Regions from separate parts of the Mus musculus genome. Here region 2 is linked to region 1. The links are chromatin loops, found by intact Hi-C in ENCODE. Cell type or tissue: heart. All regions are shown on one strand. Links, peaks and the distances in the headings refer to the core of each region. The heading gives the core; the rest is flanking DNA.

Region 1 (9,867 bases), core at 653-8,652:
ATATCACACCTGCTTTGAGACCACACCACCCAAAGGCCATGGCCCTGCCCTATCATGCCACTGTCTGCTTCTCTCCCCTCCCCTCCCGTGAGCCAGTACCCTGTCACCCCCCTCCCCCCAGGGGGGACATAGAAGACTCACTATGGCTCAAGGGGCTGGGCTGCTCATAGGTGCCACTGTCCCTCTGTGGCTGCAGTTGCCGCTGCTGCCTGTCCCGGAGATGAAGAGACTGCCTGGGAGGGGACACTGATGGAGGTCCTTTCATCTCCACATAGCCGCTTTCTCGGGGTTCCCCAGGCAGGCTGGGCAGGTCTCGGATGGTAGCATAGGGGTTCTCACTGCTCAGGGACATAACGCTTGCCCCTAGTCCCTCTTCAGAGATGGGACCTAAGAGATCAAGGAAGAAAATCAGGCTCCTTGGAGGCCCTGGAGGCCCTGGCTTCCTTCCCCTCCACGTCTCTGCACTCATACCTTTATGACAGAATGGTCCCGGGCCATTCCTGTGGCTATAGCTACAGCTATAGCTTCGGTCCAGGTGGCTGGCGCCTGGGGGAAGGTGAGTAGAAATCAGACCTGTGGCCTTCCCAAGCCTCCTCTGGAAGCAGGCTCTTCCCCCACCCTGACCCCACCAAGCCGATCCAGCAGGTGACACCGCTCTGCCTCGGCCCTCCAAGCACCTACCTCTTTCATGGGGCTCCCGGCGGTGCTTCCAGTCAGCGGGCAGTGTGACATGGTTCTCACGCCCGTGGGCTCTGCTTGGCCGCTCAGGGGCCTGGGAGCTGACAAAGAGCTGACTGCCTGGGACCTGTGGGGAGCACAAGCACGGGTGAGGCTTTCCTGAGAGAGCCATCTCATCCACAGAGCACACCCCCTCAGTGCACTGACCTTGTTAGGGGGTGGGGGGTTAGGAGAACACTGAGACAGTGTGTGGTAGCTGGGGTTGGAGTAGTAGTGACTATAGCTCGGAGAGACATCTGCAGGACAAACACGGGTGCCAGGTAGACAGGAGGAGGCCAGGGCAACAGCAGTTTGCCCCTCCTTGATGCCCTCCACTCTTCCACCCCACATCCCATGGTGGGGAGCATATTCAGCAGTCCCCTACTGCCCAGCCATCACTTAAAGTCCCACAGCAGCTCACCTGGCATGACGTAATCAGAGCCATCCAGCCGCCCAGTGCTGTAAGCCACTGCCAAGTGCTCATGTTCCTTGCCCTTTTGCCACTGGCGGTAGCCAATGAACAGTGCTATCAGGGCCACCACGAGGGTTCCCAGTACTGCAATGCCAATCACTGCACCCAGTGAGTTATGGGTCACGGGAGAGGTGGGCATTATGGTGAAGGACTCCTGGCTTCCTGTGAGATGGGGAGTGGGCACTGAGACAGGCACCTTTGTTCGTTCTGCCAGTGAACTTGAGTGCATTGTAAGGAAGACAGAGAAGGTAATGAGGGCACCCTGGGTTCCAGAGCCTAGAGGAAAACGAGGGTCAAAGGGGCGAAGGACTCACCCATTTTGCAGTCTGCACCACTGTGTCCTGGGGGACAGACACAAGCCCCAGTCTCTGGGTGGCACATCTCTCCGAGATCACACTGACATAGCTGGGAGCAGTTGACACCAAACATTCTTGGTGGGCAGCCTAAAGACAGCCAAGAAGGCAAGTAGGGGTCATGGAGCCAGCAAACTGTAGCATCCTCTCAGATAAGGGCTGTGGTGGATACCAGAGAGTCTGTGTTCCATTGGTACCTTCCAAGCAGTTGGGTCCAGTCCAGCCTGGCGTGCAGATACAGCTCCCATCCTGGGGGTGGCAGGTCCCACCATGATGACACTGGCAGAGTTGGGAGCATTTGAGTCCCCAGTGGCCTGGGGGACATGCTACAGGAGACAAGGGGCTGTCAGGCAAGACCTGGCCATTCCCTCAGTATCTCTGAAGTTTTCAGCCTGGCCACCTCTTAGGGAGACGAAGGCTCCGAGGGGCATTTCCATGGTCATGGCTCTAATGTCCATCTCCAGCTAGCTGACCCACTACCCACCTGACATCTGCACTTGACTCTGAGGAGATAATGTACCCAGTGCTAGGGAACTGGAGCTTCCCAACTGCCCCTGGAGGGCTTAGTGCTGGGCTTGTTTTTTTTGTTTGTTTGTTTGTTTGTTTGTTTGTTTTTTTCTGTTTTCAAACCTCTGCCTCTTGCCTGGGTGCTGGGATTACAGACGTGTTTAACACACCCGGCCTATTGTATTATCTCTGTGTGTGATCTTAGCAAATAACCCAACAGTAAATGCTACTGAGTTCTATGGAAAAAAAAAAAAAAAAAAAACCCTTCAGCAAGATCCCTTCCTTTATGCCTTGCCTCCTGGCAGTGCAGTTAGCTCTCTCTGGACAGCAGCATCCCACTCCCTTCAAAGCATGCTTCATCTGCTACCTAAGGCCAGTCACTTTGCTATCATAGAGTTATGTGGAAGAAGACACATAATAATACGAGAAAGCTAGAAAGCAGCCACGCTGGGAGGAAAAGGACCCATGTTCCAGGCCACAGCCCCACACCCATGCTGGCAAACAGACTGGCCTCAGCAGGTTATGGAGAGGAATGGACATGTGGGTAGGAGGAAGACATACTGGGGGCAGGAGGGGAAGTGGGATTGGATCAAGACACATAGTATATACCCAGCCTGCAGGTGATGGAAGGGTCCCCCCATGTTACAGATAACTGAGGGAGGGACGCTCTCTGCCCAGGGCCAGGAGAGGAGCCGGAGTGCAGCGACCCAAGCAGTGGGCACACTGCCCCACACAAGCTGCTACGCACCCTCGGAGCAGTCAGGGCCTGTCCAGCCCGCCAGGCAGGAGCAGGTCCCGTCCGATGGGTGGCAGGAAGAATGGTTGTTGTTACACTTGCATTGCACACAGCGTTTGCCATAGCGACCAGGCGGGCAGGCTGAGGAAAGGGACGCATGGTGATCAGGGGGCCATTGACCAGGGCTGACCTGCCCCTTCCCACTGGAATAACCACCCTGGAGATGGGAGTCGGGGGCCAAACCCATGGGGAGGGGGGGCTCCCAAATCTGAACCGCTAACAGGAGGGGCTGGGGTCTAGCGAGCCTCACGCCTCTGGCAGGAGGGGCCTCGGAACCCTGGTGCGCACACGCAGTTGCCATTCTCAGACACACAGGTACCACCATTCTTGCAGGTACAGGTGTTACTGCAGTTGGCTCCCCAAAAGCCCTCCGGGCAAGGCAGGTGGCAGCGTGTGCCTGTAGAGGACAACCAAGGGTCATCTCCTGTGGCGTGCAAGTCCACAGCAGACCTGGGGCCTAGACAGCCTGGAATACTCACCCATCCAACCAGCCTGACATCGGCACTGTCCATGAACAGGGTCACAGCCATCAGAGTGGTCACAGTCACAGACACTGGCACAGCCTTCACCAAACTGTCCCTTCTTGGAGAATGAAAGGAGGGGAGAGCAGGCTAGTCAGATTGTGGGTGTTGTGTTTGCCTTTCCCTCACCACCACCTCCCAGGCAGCCGGGCTGTGCACTTACCGGGCAGGGAAGCTGGCAGTGAGCACCATGCCACCCAGGGGTGCAAGTACAGGCTCCAGTTTGGGGGCTGCAGACTCCGTCGTGGGCACACTGGCAACTGGCATTGCAATTGAAGCCCCAGGTGCCAAGGGGACAGGGAACAGAGCAGTTACCACGCTGCCAACCTGAGGAGGGTAAGCAGGTACACTCTGTGAGCTGGGCATGAGCAAAGCTCACAAACTCTTGATGCTAAACACACTCAGCAGCTGAATTCAAAGATTCTCACTGATGCGATCGATGTTCAATCGCCTCAGCCTCCTATGGCTTCTACCCCACCTGGCCGCCTCTGCCAGCCCACCTGAGTATCCTGTGTCCTCCATCCTACCTGGGCCTTCTGTTTCTTCCACTTCACCTGTACCTCCAGTCTCTTCTTCCCTATCTGAGCTTCCATAATCTCTTTGACCCCACCTGACTCTCCAGTGTCTTCTAACCCATTTGACCCTCCTGTCTCTTCTACCCTACCTGAGCTGCCTCTGTTCCCTCCATCCCACCTGGGCCTCCTCTGTCTCTCCTACAAAATGGAGGAGTCTGGCAACAAAGTCAAGCCCATAGTGGTGGCCCCACCAGATCATCTGTGGGATAATGGGAAGAAACAGGGGCTGAAAACTTGAGGCTTGGTTGAGTCTGATATCACTGGATCGGAAGTCAGCTTAAGGGCTGCCAACATGTCACAGGGATAGACCTCCCTGGCACTGGCATGGTATGTTTCCACAGAACTGAGGGTGAGAGATGATCACCACAGAGACTTCTAGTCTGCACTATTTAGGGACAAGTATGACATTTGTAGTTAAAGGAAGATGTTCTGGGGGCTGGAGCAATGACTCAAGGGTTACGAGCACTGACTGCTCTTCCAGAGGTCCTGAGTACAATTCCCAGCAACCACATGGTGGCTCACAACCATCTGTAATGAGATCTGATGCCTTCTTTTGGTGTGTCTAAAGATGGCTGCAGTGTTCTTGTATACATAAAATAATTCTGGAGAGAGAGAGAGAGGGAGAGAGAGAGAGAGAGAGGTATTCTGTATGATCCCAGCACCCCAGAGGTTATGGAAGCTCAGAAACATAGTAGGTTCTCAGACTTTGAGTCTATCCTGAGCTATATAGCAGCATTCTGTCTCAATACAAACAAAACAAAACAAAACAAAACAAAACAAAACAAAACAAAACACCAGGGAGAAGTGGGGTTGGAGAAGCCAGGACAGGGACCAATGAAAGAGGACAAGAAAAGAGTACTCTAGCAGAAACTAGCCTGGATCCATTCCCACAGGGCCCTCTAATAAGCTCAGCCCTGGGGGTGCTCTCCTCGCACCCAACCCTCCCCCACCCCTGCCCTCGACTGCACCGGGTCTGCTCCTCCCTAATCCTTTACCTTCCTTGCAGATGCACGTGCCGTCGATGGGAGAGCAGGCAATGGCATTTTCACAGGAGCAGCGGGAGGAACAGTTGATCCCGTAAGTGTCCGGTGGACATAGGTTAGCGCAGTGAGGTCCCTGAACGCAGAAGGCACAGAGTGAGGGGAGGCTCGGAGCTTCCTACCCAACTCTTCTCCCGCTGTGGGGCTCAGCCTCACCGTGTATCCCGGCGCGCACCGGCAGAGGCCGCTGTCGGCAAGGCAGAGCCCTCCGTGCAGACAGAGGCAGTGCTCCTGGCAGCCCGGGCCATGCGTGTCCTGAGGGCAGCTCTCGTTGCAGTGGAGGCCCGCCCAACCTGGCTGGCAGGAGCACTCGCCGTGCATCGGGTGGCAGCTGTGGGCATAGAAGGGGACATGGGGGTCTAAGCCAGACTAAAAACCAAACAAAACCTCTCCGCAGAGCCCGAGTATAAACCAGGGGTTCGGGGTTCCTCCAGAGAGCCAGGTTGGGCAAAGGAGGGCTGCCCACGACACTCCTGCCCCTTCACCAGATCCCTCCTCAATCCTTCTGTGACATCGATGCCCCTCTTAGATATACCCTAATGTTTTTCTCGGGACTCCAGACCAAAAACCGGTCTCCTGTGACCGTGTTTCCCACAGCCCACCTGAGACTGTGTTCTGGGTCGCAGGTGCAGGGCTCCTGGCAGCTCAGACCATAGCGGCCATCCGGACAGAGGCGCTCAGTGCAGCGGTCGCCTGTGAAGCCATGTTCACACAGACACGCGCCATTAGCAGGAAAGCAACGGGCGCCAGGAGCACAGTCACAGGTCTCAGCACAGTCTTGACCGAAGCGGCCCACGGGGCACTCTTCTTGGCACCTGGGTCCCGGGTTATGTACAGCTGTATAAACTGGGCTCCACCACCTCCTGCCCCACTCCAATTTCCTAGGGCGTCACACTCACCGATCCCCGATATAGCCAGGAGCACAGTGGCACTGCCCAGTAAACCTGTCACAGAGGCCACCGTTGTGGCAGCGACATTCCTGAGTACAGTTGGGTCCATGGAAACCCTCTGGGCATGGCAGGGAACAAATGACACCCTGGGGGTAGGGGGTGAAAGTCACTTAATTCCCTTCTCATGACCACAGACGCTCAGACCTCTCCAGGTTCCTAAGTGTCCATCATTCCTGTGGAGAACCACCCTCAGAATTCTCCTGGGAATCCCAGCCCTATGCACGCAGCCTCCTGCCCTTCATACCATCCAGCCCGGTGGGCAGCTGCAGGAGCCTTGGGAGCCCTGAGGAACACCTCCATTTTGGCAAGGATAGGTTCTGGGGCAGAAGAAGCCATCAGTGCCCTGTGAACAGGGCACATTACAGCTGTGGAATAGGGGGTGAGGTCAGAGGGTCATGAGGAAGAAACTTCAGGGGCCCTCTTTGCTCCCCAAGGCTGCCCTCTGCACAGAAGGGGCTCTCTCTCACTCTCTCTCTCTCTCTCTCTCTCTCTCTCTCTCTCTCTCTCTCAGGCAAGTAGCTGGCAAGGACACCCCAGCATCAGCAGGTGGGGAGAGCAAGAGTGTGTTGCAGGTCTGTTCCTCCAGCATGCAGGGCCCTGTGCATCTCCTCCCCTGCTCAGGTGGTCCCCTCTTGATAACCTTCTCCTAGTCAGCTCTTGCATCCTGGAGAACTCAACACCCCAGGCCCCTCTGCACGTGGCCCTGGATTCTGCCTAGGTCTACATCTCAGTCTCACTTAATGACACTCCTTTCTCTCTCTCTCTCTCTCTCTCTCTCTCTCTCTCTCTCTCTCTCTCTCTCTCTCTCTCTCTCTCTTGCACACGTGCACACACACATGCGCGTGCACACATGTGCTTACTTTCTAATGCTATGACAGTGGCAGCTGGCCTAGGGAATCCTTCAAAAGGAATTGGTGGCTGCTCAAAGCTGCTTGGCTGGTACCCAGCAGAGCTGAACTAAGATCTCAGTCTCTCCACGCCATCATGTCCTCATTTATGGTCATATGTTTATGGCCTCATAACACACCTGGGTCCTGCTCTCCCTGGAGGGCAGAAACAGGCTCCATCCTGGGGGTCACAGGATGCCCCATAGCACTGGCAATCAAACTGGCAGGCAGGACCATAGTGGCCGGCAGGGCAGGGCTGAAGGCAGTTGGGGGGCTGCAGGCCAGAGGGGCAAAAGCACGTCCCACTCTTGGGATCACAGGAACTGTTGTTGCCACAGTGGCAGAACTTGTCACACTGTGGTCCCCACATTCCCGGGGCACACTCTGTGGAAGAGAAAATGGACTTAGCCCCTCCCAGGCTTCCAGGTAGGCCCTGTCTCAGCCCACACACCCACTTCTCCTCTACCACGTCTCCAGAAAAGGCAGCTAGCAGCAGTGGACTACCAGTAAAACCACCCTGGAGTGACTAGCAGCTTACCGCTGGAGCAGTCGCCACCCCGCCAGCCTGGTGCACACTGGCACTGATTCGGAGCCACACAGCGACCATGGACACACTCCTGGGCACAGAGTGCTGGCCAGAGACAAAATGAATGAGAAAATACCTCCACCTACCTTCCCAATTTAATCTGTGAAGCCAGAGCCATTCCCTCCCATACCGGGTCCTGTAGCTCCCCAACATCAGCTCTGTCTGAGATGAAGACTTGGGGAGCAACTCAGGGTTAGACTGGGTAGGACCCCAGGGCTCCAGACTGCCTGAACCCTCTCTGTGAACATTTCTAAACATCTTGTCGGGAAATGGAGGTGGGGGGTGGATTCTCAAATGATAGCAATATGGTCAGAAAGGGGAGGGGCTGAGTGGAGGGGAGTGGCTGAGGGGAGGGGAGGGGTCGAGGGGAGGGGAGGGACCAAGAGGAGGGGAGGGGCCGAGGGAAGGGTTGTGTCAGGCTGGGAAGCTGAGCCTGTGGGCACTGGTGACTAGTCAGAGCCGTGGAATGGAAGGCCAGAGGACAAGCAGGGATACATCTGAAGATAGGCTCACAGTATGCTAGGGAACAAGAGACTGATAGCGAGCCCAGCCTCCATTGCCAGCCCTGTCACCCCAACCCCAGCTACAGTTACTGGCCAAAGGGGAACTGAAGGAGCAGACAGTAGCACCCCACCACGGCACCCCTCACTAGGACAGGGGAAAATTCAGATGGCTGGGCCCCTCCCATTCCATTCCTCCCCCGGCCCAACTCAGGACTCACGGACACAGGCCCCTCTGCTCTCGTAGTAACCCCTACAGCACTGCAGGCGTGGGCGGGAGTCCATCTTCACCACCTGACGGTACACAGTCCGGTAGACAACCCTGCCGCAGCCCAGGGGGTGGCCATCAGTGCTCTCGGCTGAGGCCCTGGCTGCCCTGTACACCCCTCACACCTCAGTGAGGCACAAGAGGAGGTCAGAGGTTAAGTATCCCCCCACCCCCCACATCAGCCACACACGTGTCCAATGAACTAGACACACCTCCACAGGCCACGTGGGTACCCACTGTAGACAGGTGAATGCCTTGAGGTCAGAATGTCCTCTGAGCACCAAAGGTTCTAAGAGGCTGGGGCTTAACCAGCTCCCAGAAGATTGAAGCACTCACGTAGGCTGGGCACAGGTGTGGGGGTCCTCCCAGGGCCTGTGGCAGGACTCAGCTGGGAGCAGGCTGAAGGGGCGCAGGTGGGACTCCTTAGTGGTCGTGGTGAAGCTGTGGGTTGAGAAGAGGTCAGGGGCAAGGCCAGCCTGAAACTGGAGCTGGCACCGCGCAGCAGAACGCCAAGGCCAGGCTTCACCATGGAGAGAATCAGTACTCAATATTTGGGCTTCCTCCTCCTACCCTTCCCTATCTGTCCTGTGTAGAGGCTTCTAGAGCTGGAACGTTCTAGAACTCCTCCTACCAGAGCTATTTTCTCATCCTAGGGGCCAAAGCCTTACACACAGACACACACGGACACACACAGACACACGCACACAGACACAGGCACGCACATGCATGCACACACACACACACACACACACACGGATACGGGGACACACACATGCACACGTATGCACACATGCACACGGGAAGATTGAACTTGTCTGGACCCAGTTGGCATTGAAGACTTTTGGCTTCTCTACCCAGGGCCCTGTTTTCCTGTCCTGTCCCTACCTACCCACAGCCAGCCCCTCTGCTTCATCTACAATGAATGGCTCCCTCCCAGAGGAACCTGGGGACAAAGACAGGACAGAGATGAGACAAGGGCAGAGGTGGGGAAGGTCAAACACCACAGAGAGTGCAAAGAGACCAGAAACAGATTCCCGGGAGGAGCCACCCTGTGGGACGAACATCAAGCTTGGCCCCTCTCACCTTTCCCAAAAGGTACAGACATTGGGATCATTGGAGTTGAGTGTCCCAGTCAGACGCAGGCCTAGGGCCAGGAGGAGGAGGGGACAAAGTGGCATTGCAGAGGCCTGCGATAGGGCACACGGTAACAAAACAGCACTGCAGCCAGCAGCCGGAAGGACACATCTGCAAAGATTCAAGCAGGAAGCATGCTGAAGAAATCAGCCCACTGCCTCCCTAGTCCTTTGGTCCAGGGCTCTAGCTTCCCCAGAACCCAGAACAGTGTTCCAGTTTACCCAGAGCAGTGCTCCAGCTCCCCCAGAACAATGCTCCAACTTCCCCAGAGCAGTGCTCCAGCTTCCCCAGAGTAGTGCTCCAGCTCTCCCAGAACAGTGCTCCAGCTCCCCCAGAACAGTACTCCAGCTCTCTCAGAACAGTGCTCCAGCTCTCCCAGAACAATGCTCCAGCTCCCCCAGAACAGTGTTCCAGCTCCCCCAGAACAGTGCTACAGCTCTCCCAGAACAGTGCTCCAGCTCCCCCAGAACAGTGCTCCAGCTCTCCCAGAACAGTGCTCCAGCTCCCCCAGAACAGTGCTCCAGCTCCCCCAGAACAGTGCTCCAGCTCTCCCAGAACAGT
Region 2 (9,867 bases), core at 851-8,850, 62 kb after region 1:
CACACACACACACACACACACACACACAGAAGTACTGCCCTAATTTGAAACTAACAGTTCACTGCTTTCTGTACCAAGGAAGTCAGCATAAAACTGGCATAGACGCCTTTGTCCTGCCTTTGTGTGAGCCTGTAGTTACCAAAATCTTAAAGGATGTAGGATCTTTAGAAAAATAGTCCATTTTTCACATTAAAGTTGGATAGTGGCTTTAAGAAAGAGGAAAAAAAGTCCAGAGGCAGATGAAGGCCTGTGGAGAGATGCACCCCTGCCTCCCTACACACACCCCTTCTCAGACACACACCCTTCTCAGTGTATGTCCCCGACGAGTGGGAGGTGCCTCGGGAGCAGATAGCCATCATCCGGGAGCTGGGCCAAGGCTCTTTTGGGATGGTCTATGAGGGACTGGCCCGAGGACTTGAGGCTGGAGAGGAGTCCACGCCTGTAGCCCTGAAGACAGTTAATGAGCTGGCCAGCGCTCGGGAACGCGTTGAATTCCTCAAGGAAGCATCTGTCATGAAGGCATTCAAGTGTCACCATGTGGTAAGAGGGAAATGGTCTGAAATGAGGTCAGGGAATTATCCAGGTCAGGGTTGGGACTGTGGTTAAAATCCTGATAGGAACAGAGTCACATTGAGAGCTGAGATAGTCATGAAAAGGGTACAGCACTGGGTATCCAGAGAGTTATTAGGGTCTTGATTGGAATCAAGGTCAGAGGTGAGCACGTCATGATTATGGTGATAATCAGATATGATCAGAGTTAAGAGTCAAGGTCAGGGGATTTTAGGTCAGGATTAGGATGACACTGGAGTGTGGGTCAGGGTGGGCATCTGAGTCGGGTTATAATTACAGCAGACTGAGGTGTTGTTCCCCATGAATCACAGAGACAGGAGGGACTACCACAGAGATCTTTGTCGTCCCAGGTTCGTCTCCTGGGTGTGGTGTCTCAGGGCCAGCCAACTCTGGTCATCATGGAGTTAATGACCCGTGGGGACCTCAAGAGCCATCTCCGATCTCTGAGACCTGAGGCAGAGGTTGGAATGAGAAAGACCCTGAGCCGTGTGATGGTGGGAGTTGAGAAGAGCTGGGTACAATGTGGGTGTGGGGAAGTCCTTCACCAGCCCCCCTCTCCCACCTGTAGAACAACCCCGGCCTCCCGCAGCCTGCACTCAGTGACATGATTCAGATGGCAGGGGAAATTGCAGATGGCATGGCCTACCTTGCTGCCAAGAAGTTTGTGCACCGGGACCTGGCGGCCCGCAACTGCATGGTGTCCCAGGATTTCACAGTCAAAATTGGTGGTACAGTAGATACCAGGTGGATGAGGGAAGTCTAAAGGTAGAGAGCCTCCCTAAGCCATAGGAGACCAGGCCTGGCTCACAGGCGCGTCAGGCAAGTCCCCAAGTCCTGAATCTCTGAGAAGGGATGGCCTCCAAGATCCTTTGAGCTCACACATTCCACAATGTTTAGAGAGAATGTAGAGAGGTTTGGGGACTGTCTTCCAGGGAAACTAACTTATGACTTCCCTGAAACTCTTACTTTCCAGACTTTGGAATGACTCGGGATGTGTATGAGACAGACTATTACCGCAAGGGTGGAAAAGGGTTACTGCCAGTGCGCTGGATGGCCCCCGAGTCCCTCAAAGATGGAATCTTCACCACTCACTCAGATGTCTGGTAGGGCCTGGTGGGAGCAGAGGGTTGCAGGGATGTGCAGCGGCATCTGGAAAGGGCCTGGAACACTGCCTCACCAGGGATGCTAAGCAGCCTGAAGAGTGCTGGACTCAGGCCGTCCTTCTTGTGCTCCAGGTCCTTCGGTGTGGTGCTCTGGGAGATTGTGACCCTGGCCGAACAACCATACCAGGGTCTATCAAATGAGCAGGTGCTGAAATTTGTCATGGATGGTGGAGTTCTAGAGGAGCTGGAGAACTGTCCGATTCAGCTGTGAGTCATCCCATTGTCTGTCCTTCCCTCCCTCCTTCATCCCTGCACTGTGCTCACTACCCTCCTCCTTCATCCCTGCACTGTGCTCACTACTCTCCTCCTTCATCCCTGCACTGTGCTCACTACCCTCCTCCTTCATCCCTGCACTGTGCTCACTTCCCTCCTCCTTCATCCCTGCACTGTGCTCACTACCCTTGGCTCTGACCTTCTTCCTCCAAAGCGTCTACATCACTGACTCCCAATTCTTTGTCTATTTGGTTTTGGGGTTTAGGGGGTTCAAGACAGGGTTTCTCTGTGCAGTCCTAGAGGTTCTGGAACTCTACAGACCAGGCTGGCCCCAAACTCACAGAGATCCACCTGCCTCTGCCTCCCATGTCCTGGGACGAGTCCTGGGGTTAAAGGCGTGTGCCACCATAGCCAAGCTGCTCCCAGTTCCTAACTTACCTACTTTCCTCACTTTCCCCCTCTGACCCCTTCCTTCCACCAAGGATCCTGTAGTGTGGGAGGCAGGGGTCTGTCTGGCATCCCTTTAACCCCACCTCACCCCACCAGACAAGAGCTGATGAGACTCTGCTGGCAGCATAGTCCACGCCTGCGCCCGACTTTCGTCCACATCCTGGATCGCATACAGGATGAGCTTCGGCCCTCTTTCCGGCTCTGCTCCTTCTACTACAGCCCAGAGTGCCAGCGGGGTCAGGCCTCCTTGCTGCCTACTGAGGCAGAACCTGATTCCCCACCAACCTTAAATGGAGCTTCAGACTATAGTGCCCCAAATGGGGGCCCAGGACACTGACGAGTCAACCTTTTCCCACCTGACTGGCCTCCCACGGGCAGAGAAGGCAGAACCCAACCTTTATGGCCAGCTGTTCCCCTCTCACCTCGAGTCCCCCTCAGACGAGTCAAGAATTAGCTCAGCACTCACAGAGATCAGGTGCCAGAAAGGGAGGCATCTGAACTCACAAATGCACAGACTCACAGAGACAGCGTGTGGGAGATCATGAGAGGCTGCAGCAGGAGGGACTCTCAGGCCATAGGGCAGAAGTGCTCTGCCCTCAGAGAGAAACACTGGTCAGACTGAGAAAGCTAGCTCATGGGAGGCAGGGTCCAGAGACACACGCCTCCAACTTCAGGTGGTTAACAGCTTGAAAGCAAATGAGTGGCCAGAGACAGGCCTGGGAGGTCTCTCCACTCATGTTGGGGCCTGGGGACAAGGATTCCTTCTTTCCCTGTGGTTGGCTCCTCCCCCTCTGTCCCACATACCAGGACAAAGCAGGAACCCTAGGACCCTCACTCCTCTCCCCCTGCTCTACCCAGGGACCCCAAGCTTGGTGCTCCTCCTTCTTTTGCCTTAAGAGCATCCCTCAATGTGCAGTCTCCCCATTTCCAGCTGTCCCCTGGATTATTAGCCCTGGATGCTAGGGCTTTGAGAGCCTTGTCTCCCTCTCTCCCATCTCCCATGCAGCCTCTCTGGGGAAGACTGGAGAAGACTCAATAAATACGGAGGTCTGTTTGTATCTGGTCCCAGGCCGCCCATTATCTCTCCATCTACAGTGTTGACACAGGATAGACTTCCTCTCTCTTTCCAAAGGCAGCCATACATGAAAAAAAAACTGCTATGAAATATTGCCTCCATAAGGACCCCAGCAGCCAGAATTACCACAACAGTGACACAGAGCAATCTCGTCATTATGACACCCATGGCCGGAAGTGGCTGAGGCCCCCAGGGGACCTCTGTATCTGGCCTCTCAACAGAACCAGCCCGTCCTCCATCCCTCTTCTGCATTTTGTCCATTGCTGAAGCTGGACAGGCATCACAGGACAGACTTCAAGTGGCCAGAGCATAGAGTGCAGAAGGGACCCTATTCCTACTAGTGCCCTAGCGGAGGCAGGGATGCATGCCAGAGGAGGATCTGTGTCAGGGTCCGTGTGGTTATTCTGGGAGGCCGGGATCTCCACTTCAGTCTCATATGCTTTTGAAGGACTCTGCCATTGCACAGGGAGGCAGTCCAGGCTTTCATGTCAACACCAGGGCCTCAAAGCTTTCTAGCACCCTGCACCCAGGCTGATGTGGCTGCACCATCATCCACCGAGCAGGCTTGCACATTGCACAGTCCTGCGGCAGCTGGGGAAGCCACAGAAACATCAGGACAGGACCTGATTTGGGGCAGGCATTGAGCTGTGTGAAGCCATGTTTGGTTCCATAGCGATCCTGTTTCTCTGACTCTAGGTCGGCAGCAGGGCGCTGTCGCCCAAGCCTTGCCTGTCATTGTGACTAATGCAATCCTGACCCCTAATGGTTGCTACCAGAACTGCAACTAAGGGAAAGTCTGGGTTTGATGAGGTCGGGTCCAAGTTCGTAGCCTGGATCTGGAACCTGCTCTCTCACACAACACATAGATACCACTTCGTCGCTGTATTAGAATTAGCCCCTCCCACCCAACTCCCAACCTCCGTGCTGGACAGCACGTGCTCAGGATGCCATGGCAACTTGGAAGTGGGGGAGCTACAGGAAGGGTTTGAGAGCCGAAAAACGGATGCTTATCTGCAATTTGGGGCTCCACCTCAGAGTTCTGTTGCCATCCGTGTCCTGAAAAGCGGTGGATTTAACAAGCTAGGAAGAAAACTGATGATTGGATTCCATTGGGGATTTTCCAATTACGCAGGAGGGTTTGTGGACAGAAAAATGTCTTTTTCCCCCCTCAGAGACAAAAGGGTTGGCTTTGGAGGGAAAGATAAACATCTACTGGAGAAAGAGAAGTAAACGGGTCTAAAGAGAGTAAAAATGCGACTCCTTGGACCTCTGTACTAGCTTCCAATTTCAGAGAACTCGCAAAGAAGTGTCCAGCCACTGGCCAGCCAAAAGGTAGCAGAGCTGGAGGAGATGGCAGACCATATAGCACGACAGCATGCTTAGCTGTCCCCTCTAGATCATCTCCGGTGCCTTGTCACGGGTCCCCAACCTGGCCACAAGTGTGCTGGCCATGTGTCTTTGTAGGGATAGAGAAAGTAGACTATAGACCTCCGGGGATTGAACCCAGGGACCTAAAGAAACAAGAGAGGTGCTTGAGTGGCCTTTGGAGTAGTGGACCTCGGGCAGGAGGAGAAACAAGACGAGCCCTGATACAGGCAAGATGGCATGTCCCTGGGGACCCCAGAGTGTTTAAGGAAGCAAGCTAGAAGATTATTAGGATACTTCTCAGTGTGGGTCTGCCCTTCGGTGCTGCCCATTGGCAAGAACACAAGACTTTCGGTTTACTCATTCCCAGAAACAAAGGGTTCCTTCCTCCGAGAGCCAGGGCCTATCCAGGCCTGTCCTCTTAGGGTGTGGTAGTTCTGTGTCCTCAAGCAAAACTAGAGCAGAGGGAGGTCAGGTAGAGCTGAAGGCAGAAAGAGGAGGGATGCTTGAGACTCAGAAGACTAAGGTGAAACCAAGGAGAAACCAAGGAGCTTGGGGCTGGAGAGATGGCTCCCCAGGGAAGAGCACCTGTTTCTCTTCCAGAGGACCCAGGTTCAATTCCCAGCACTCCTGTCAGGCAGCTCATAACCACCGGTAACTCTAGTGCCAGGGGATCCAACATCCTCTTCCTGCTTCTGCAGGTACCTGTGCCTGCGTAAACACACACATACAGAATAAATATTTTTTTTTTCAAATCCAGAAGCTATGAAGGTCCAGAAAGGAATGAGACAAAAAGCAGAGCTGAGCACACATGGGGTCAGTCAGGACAAGAAGCTGCTGAGCGCAGGAAGTGAGGCTGGTGTAGGCTTCAGCCTCCGAAAGTCAGTGTGAGAGGGCATCAGCCACTCCGGAAGCAGCGGGGCTGAGGCAGCAATGTGGAGATTTTACAGCGTGGAAGGCCAGGCCTGAGATGAGACCATGGTGACACGTGCTTTGTAAGCCCTGGGGCACTACTGTCACCATTCGTTAACTGTGGCGTCGTTTGAAAAGATGCTGCAGAAGTGCATAGAGAGGCATGAGAGACAGCCACGGTGAGCTGCAAAATCAGTTTTCTGCACTTATAGGTGCAAGCGCAGGCAGCACCCGTGAGTGTGAGTGATAGGACTGCCTGACACTGCCTGACGGGACTATCAATGCGCTACCTCCTCCTTCTTCTCGCCCGCATTTTCTCTTTCTTTTTAAAAGAATATCCATCATTTATAGAGTGAAACGCAGAGAGTTTGCTTTTAAATGAACACTCTCCAGAGGATCACATGGCTAACAGTGGGGCTGTTGGACCTGGTCCCCTCTAACCTGCTTTCGGACTGTGGACCACGGGGTCTCTCACACACTTTCCCCAGGGACATTTTCCCTCCTGCGATGTGGGAAAAGTAGATTTTCTTGGATTCAGGAGCGGCAGTGTGACTTTGTAACCTTGTGACATCTTCCAGCTGGGGAGAAAAAGACAGGAGGGGGCACAGCAAAGCAGACACTTGTGAGGCATTCCCAGCAGTGGGCTGATAGCCTCTCTGCTTAAAGCATCTTGTGTGGGGGGGAGGGGTCACACGTAGTCGGGGAGGGTGTCCTCAATGCTGTGGGATCAGCTTCTGTCTATAGTGGTGGCCAGAGTCTAGTCTCCTTTCCCATCCCTTCCCTGGCCTCTGCTCCGCTCTCCTCACATGTATGAATGGACATTACACCCCTTGGAGCTTCATTCCAAATAATTCCCACTGTGATCCGCTCAGAACCACAGCCCTAGCTGCTCTTCTCCACAGTATCTTAGGCTACAGCCAAAGTGTGTTTGTTTACACCTGTTTTCAGAAGGGCCGCATCAATGGTCAGGACTTGCCTGAGATCATGCAGCAGATGATGAAGGCCCAGCCCACCTGAGAGGCAGCAGCAAAACCCTCCAGGCTCTCTCACTCCCTGGCCTTGTCTCTAACATGTCCCTCCCTGGCCTCTAGGCCACAGCATTGAAGCCTCCCTTTTTCCACTCCAGTGGGCCCTTCCAGAGTAATGAGCTACCCTGCTTTGTGCACATGCCACCTTCAACCCAGCTGAGAGCGTCCCGGTCTCCACTTTGCACAGCACCAGCCATCCCCAGGCCCAGCTTGCATCCTATGAGACTTCCTCTAGGCCTGACCCTTCTCTCCCCACTGTTGATCTTCAATATATCTCTGAAACAACTCCAGGGTCGTCCCCACTACTATGTGGTGTCATGTGTCATTGTACAGTGTCTCCATAGGCAAACAGAAGCCATTCCAGGTGTTTCCTCAGACTGCCCTGAATATGAAGGGTTGGCATTACTGCTGTGACAGCTGAAAGCAAAATGCTAAGCAAGAGAAACAGTGGCAGGAGGAAGCTTCTAGCCCAGGCTGGGTCTTGGGAGTAGAGGTGGGACTGTCAGGGAAGGGGAGGGACTGCTCACAAGTGCTGGAGCCAGAAGGAAGCAGCTAGAAGCAAGCCCTCCCCACCCCCCTACAGTCAGCCCCTCATGTTGTTGCCAACATTTTTACAGATGGGAAACTGGACCTTAGGGAAGTGAAGTCAGTTTGCTCAGAGACCCATAGTTGACATGAATAGCTGGCAGAGCTGGGGCTCAAAGTAAAATCTGGCTGGGCATGGTGGCGCATGCCTTTAATCCCAGCACTTGGGAGGCAGAGGCAGGTGGATTTCTGAGTTTGAGGCCAGCCTGGTCTACAGAGTGAGTTCCAGGACAACCAGGGAAACCCTGTCTCGAAAAAGAAAGAAAGAAAGAAAGAAAGAAAGAAAGAAAGAAAGAAAGAAAGAAAGAAAGAAAGAAAGAAAGAGAGAGAGAGAGAGAGAGAGAAGAGAGAGAGAAGAAGAAGAAGAAGAAGAAGAAGAAGAAGAAGAAGAAGAAGAAGAAGAAGAGGAGGAGGAGGAGGAGGAGGAGGAGGAGGAGGAGGAGGAGGAGAAAAGAAGAGAAGAGAAGAGAAGAGAAGAGAAGAGAAGAGAAGAGAAGAGAAGAGAAGAGAAAAGAAAAGAAAAGAAAAGAAAAGAAAAGAAAAGAAAAGAAAAGAAAAGAAAAGAAAAGAAAAGAAAAGGTAGTCTGTTGACACTTATCCCACCCTGTCATCCTGACTATTGGCTGTCGGCAGGAAGCTGTGAGGACAGGTGGCTTGACTTCCACCCCTCTAGTAACTTCGTCCCTGGACAGAGGACCACTCCTTGGATGCTTTGACTTTCACCCATGCTTCTAGCTCAGCTGTCACCCTGAAACATCTGTATTTATTAACCTGTGTACACACCTCTGCCCTCATGTGTCTCCTGCATCTTTTATCACTCTCAACCAGTGCATATAGGTGCATATTCAGTGCTCAATGAATTCATGAGGGGGAAGAAAACTAAACAACGAGCTGAAGCCAATCTGAGCCAAAAGCAGAGTACAGAGCAATGCATGGTAACGTACTATACCATCTACCACATCTTCCCATTGAAAGTCTACTCCACAGCTCACGGAGTGACATCATCCAAGTCATCTTCAGGGCTTTGTGGGGCATTGTGAGGTGTTGCTCAAGCTAGATGTAAAGCTCTCAGCCCCGGGGCTGCAGGAAGGAATCTGCAGTGTGGCTTTTACAGCTTGAAACAAAGTCGACACCAGTGGTTCTCAACCTGTGGGCCGCAACCCCCCTAGGTGATTCCCATATCAGACCTGTTTATCGGATATTTACATTACAATTTATAACTGTAGCAAGATTACAGCTGTGGAGTATCAATGAAATAATTTTATGGTTGGGGTGACCGAAATATAGGAGCAATATTAAGGGGCCACAGCAATCCACTGGTCTACACACTGAGCCAGGCTAGACAAAAAGTAGGAGCCCTGGAATCTCTCATCCTCTGGGCTTTCAAGATCCTTCTTCTTCTATTTACTTATTTATTTTATGTATATGAGTACACCACCGCTCTCTTCAGACACAGCAGAAGAGGGTATCAGACCCCATTACAGATGGTTGTGATCCTCCATGTGGTTGCTGGGAATTGAACCCAGAACCTCTGGAAGAGCAGTCGGTGCTCTTAACCGCCGAGCCATCTCTCCATCCCTATCCCCATCTTTTTAATACTGCCTTCTCTGACCCCGAGATCCTTTGTGGACTTAGCATCATAGAGTCCTTCAGAGTATGTAGAAGTTTTTTAGACTCTTTGAAGAACCTGCAAGGATCTTCTATATGTCTCCACTGGTCCCCATCACCTCCATCTCACACTCAAGTAACAAAGAATCTGTTACTCTCTCCAGACTCAGAATTCTTGGATGTCTTATTGAACCCTTTCCACCTCTCCAGACACTCCTGGCTCTAGCACCATCAGACCTGGCCTTCAGGCAAGGAGCTCCAACTGCTCTAGCCTCTAACAGCAGCACCGTGACCCCCAACCCCCAACCCCTGTTCCTACCTTCCTGTGGCTTTCTGCAATTTTCTCCAACAGCAAATCAGGTCTCTGTAAATTTCCATAAGCAAAATATCTCAGAAGGGAGAAGAAAGAGAAGTGGCTGGAGAGATGGCTCAGCACTTAAGAGCACTGACTGTTCTTCCAGAGGTCCTGAGTTCAATTCCCAGCACCCACATGGCAGCTCACAACTGTCTATAGCTTCACTCTTAGGGGATATGACTCCCTCACACACACATACATGCAGGCAAGACACATACAATACAATTTACATAAAATAAAAATATTTTAAAAAAAATAAAGAAGGGGGAAGGGGAGGAAGGGCCAGCGTGCTCTGGCAATGGATGGAAGAGACCACCTGACTTCTGGCCTTCACTGGGCCCCGTGCCATCACTGAGCCCTGCCATTTCTGCCTGAGGTTCTTCTTTGTTTCATTTTTCCAGACAGGTCTCACTGTGTAACCCTGGCTGACCTGGAACAGATTTTCCTGGACCCTATGTTGATCCTCCTGCATCAGCCTCCCAAGTGCCAGGATGACAAACATGGCACTAATTGTGGCTGCCAACTTGACTCCATCTGAAATCA

The links. A loop is a pair of places that touch in the nucleus more often than their neighbours do. Peaks named below come from ENCODE experiments on the same cell type or tissue, not always from the same donor. Only the 100,000 strongest peaks of a DNase experiment are listed, where the experiment ranks them.
Region 2: it touches region 1 in a loop (6-fold over the local background); 14 of 42 quality-filtered maps call a loop at or near these places.

What each region holds. Positions count from the first base shown.
Region 1 is chr3:87,750,969-87,760,835 of GRCm38, forward strand. It overlaps Pear1 (platelet endothelial aggregation receptor 1), which reads right to left. Exons shown (of 25, transcript NM_152799.2): 4 at 9,256-9,417; 5 at 8,509-8,613; 6 at 8,126-8,226; 7 at 7,357-7,449; 8 at 6,959-7,202; 9 at 6,176-6,296; 10 at 5,881-6,017; 11 at 5,584-5,796; 12 at 5,138-5,312; 13 at 4,937-5,057; 14 at 3,530-3,693; 15 at 3,325-3,427; 16 at 3,096-3,242; 17 at 2,798-2,926; 7 more. The coding sequence starts at 9,350. Among named protein-coding and RNA genes, the nearest start is that of Lrrc71, 7.3 kb to the left of the region's middle. In heart, for the core only: no CTCF peak of the experiment used is centred there; DNase peaks (open chromatin) are centred at 3,063, 5,263, 5,933, 8,180 and 1 weaker place; H3K4me3 peaks cover 626 bases; H3K27ac peaks cover 570 bases; H3K27me3 peaks cover 3,911 bases.
Region 2 is chr3:87,812,643-87,822,509 of GRCm38, forward strand. Insrr (insulin receptor-related receptor) reads left to right here. Exons shown (of 22, transcript NM_011832.2): 17 at 311-540; 18 at 921-1,031; 19 at 1,139-1,298; 20 at 1,544-1,673; 21 at 1,806-1,940; 22 at 2,493-3,459. The coding sequence ends at 2,733. Gm40086 (a long non-coding RNA gene) reads left to right here and starts at 7,900. Exons shown (of 3, transcript XR_867413.2): 1 at 7,900-8,296; 2 at 9,726-9,867. In heart, for the core only: a CTCF peak has its summit at 4,239; a DNase peak (open chromatin) is centred at 4,189; H3K4me3 peaks cover 248 bases; H3K27me3 peaks cover 6,858 bases.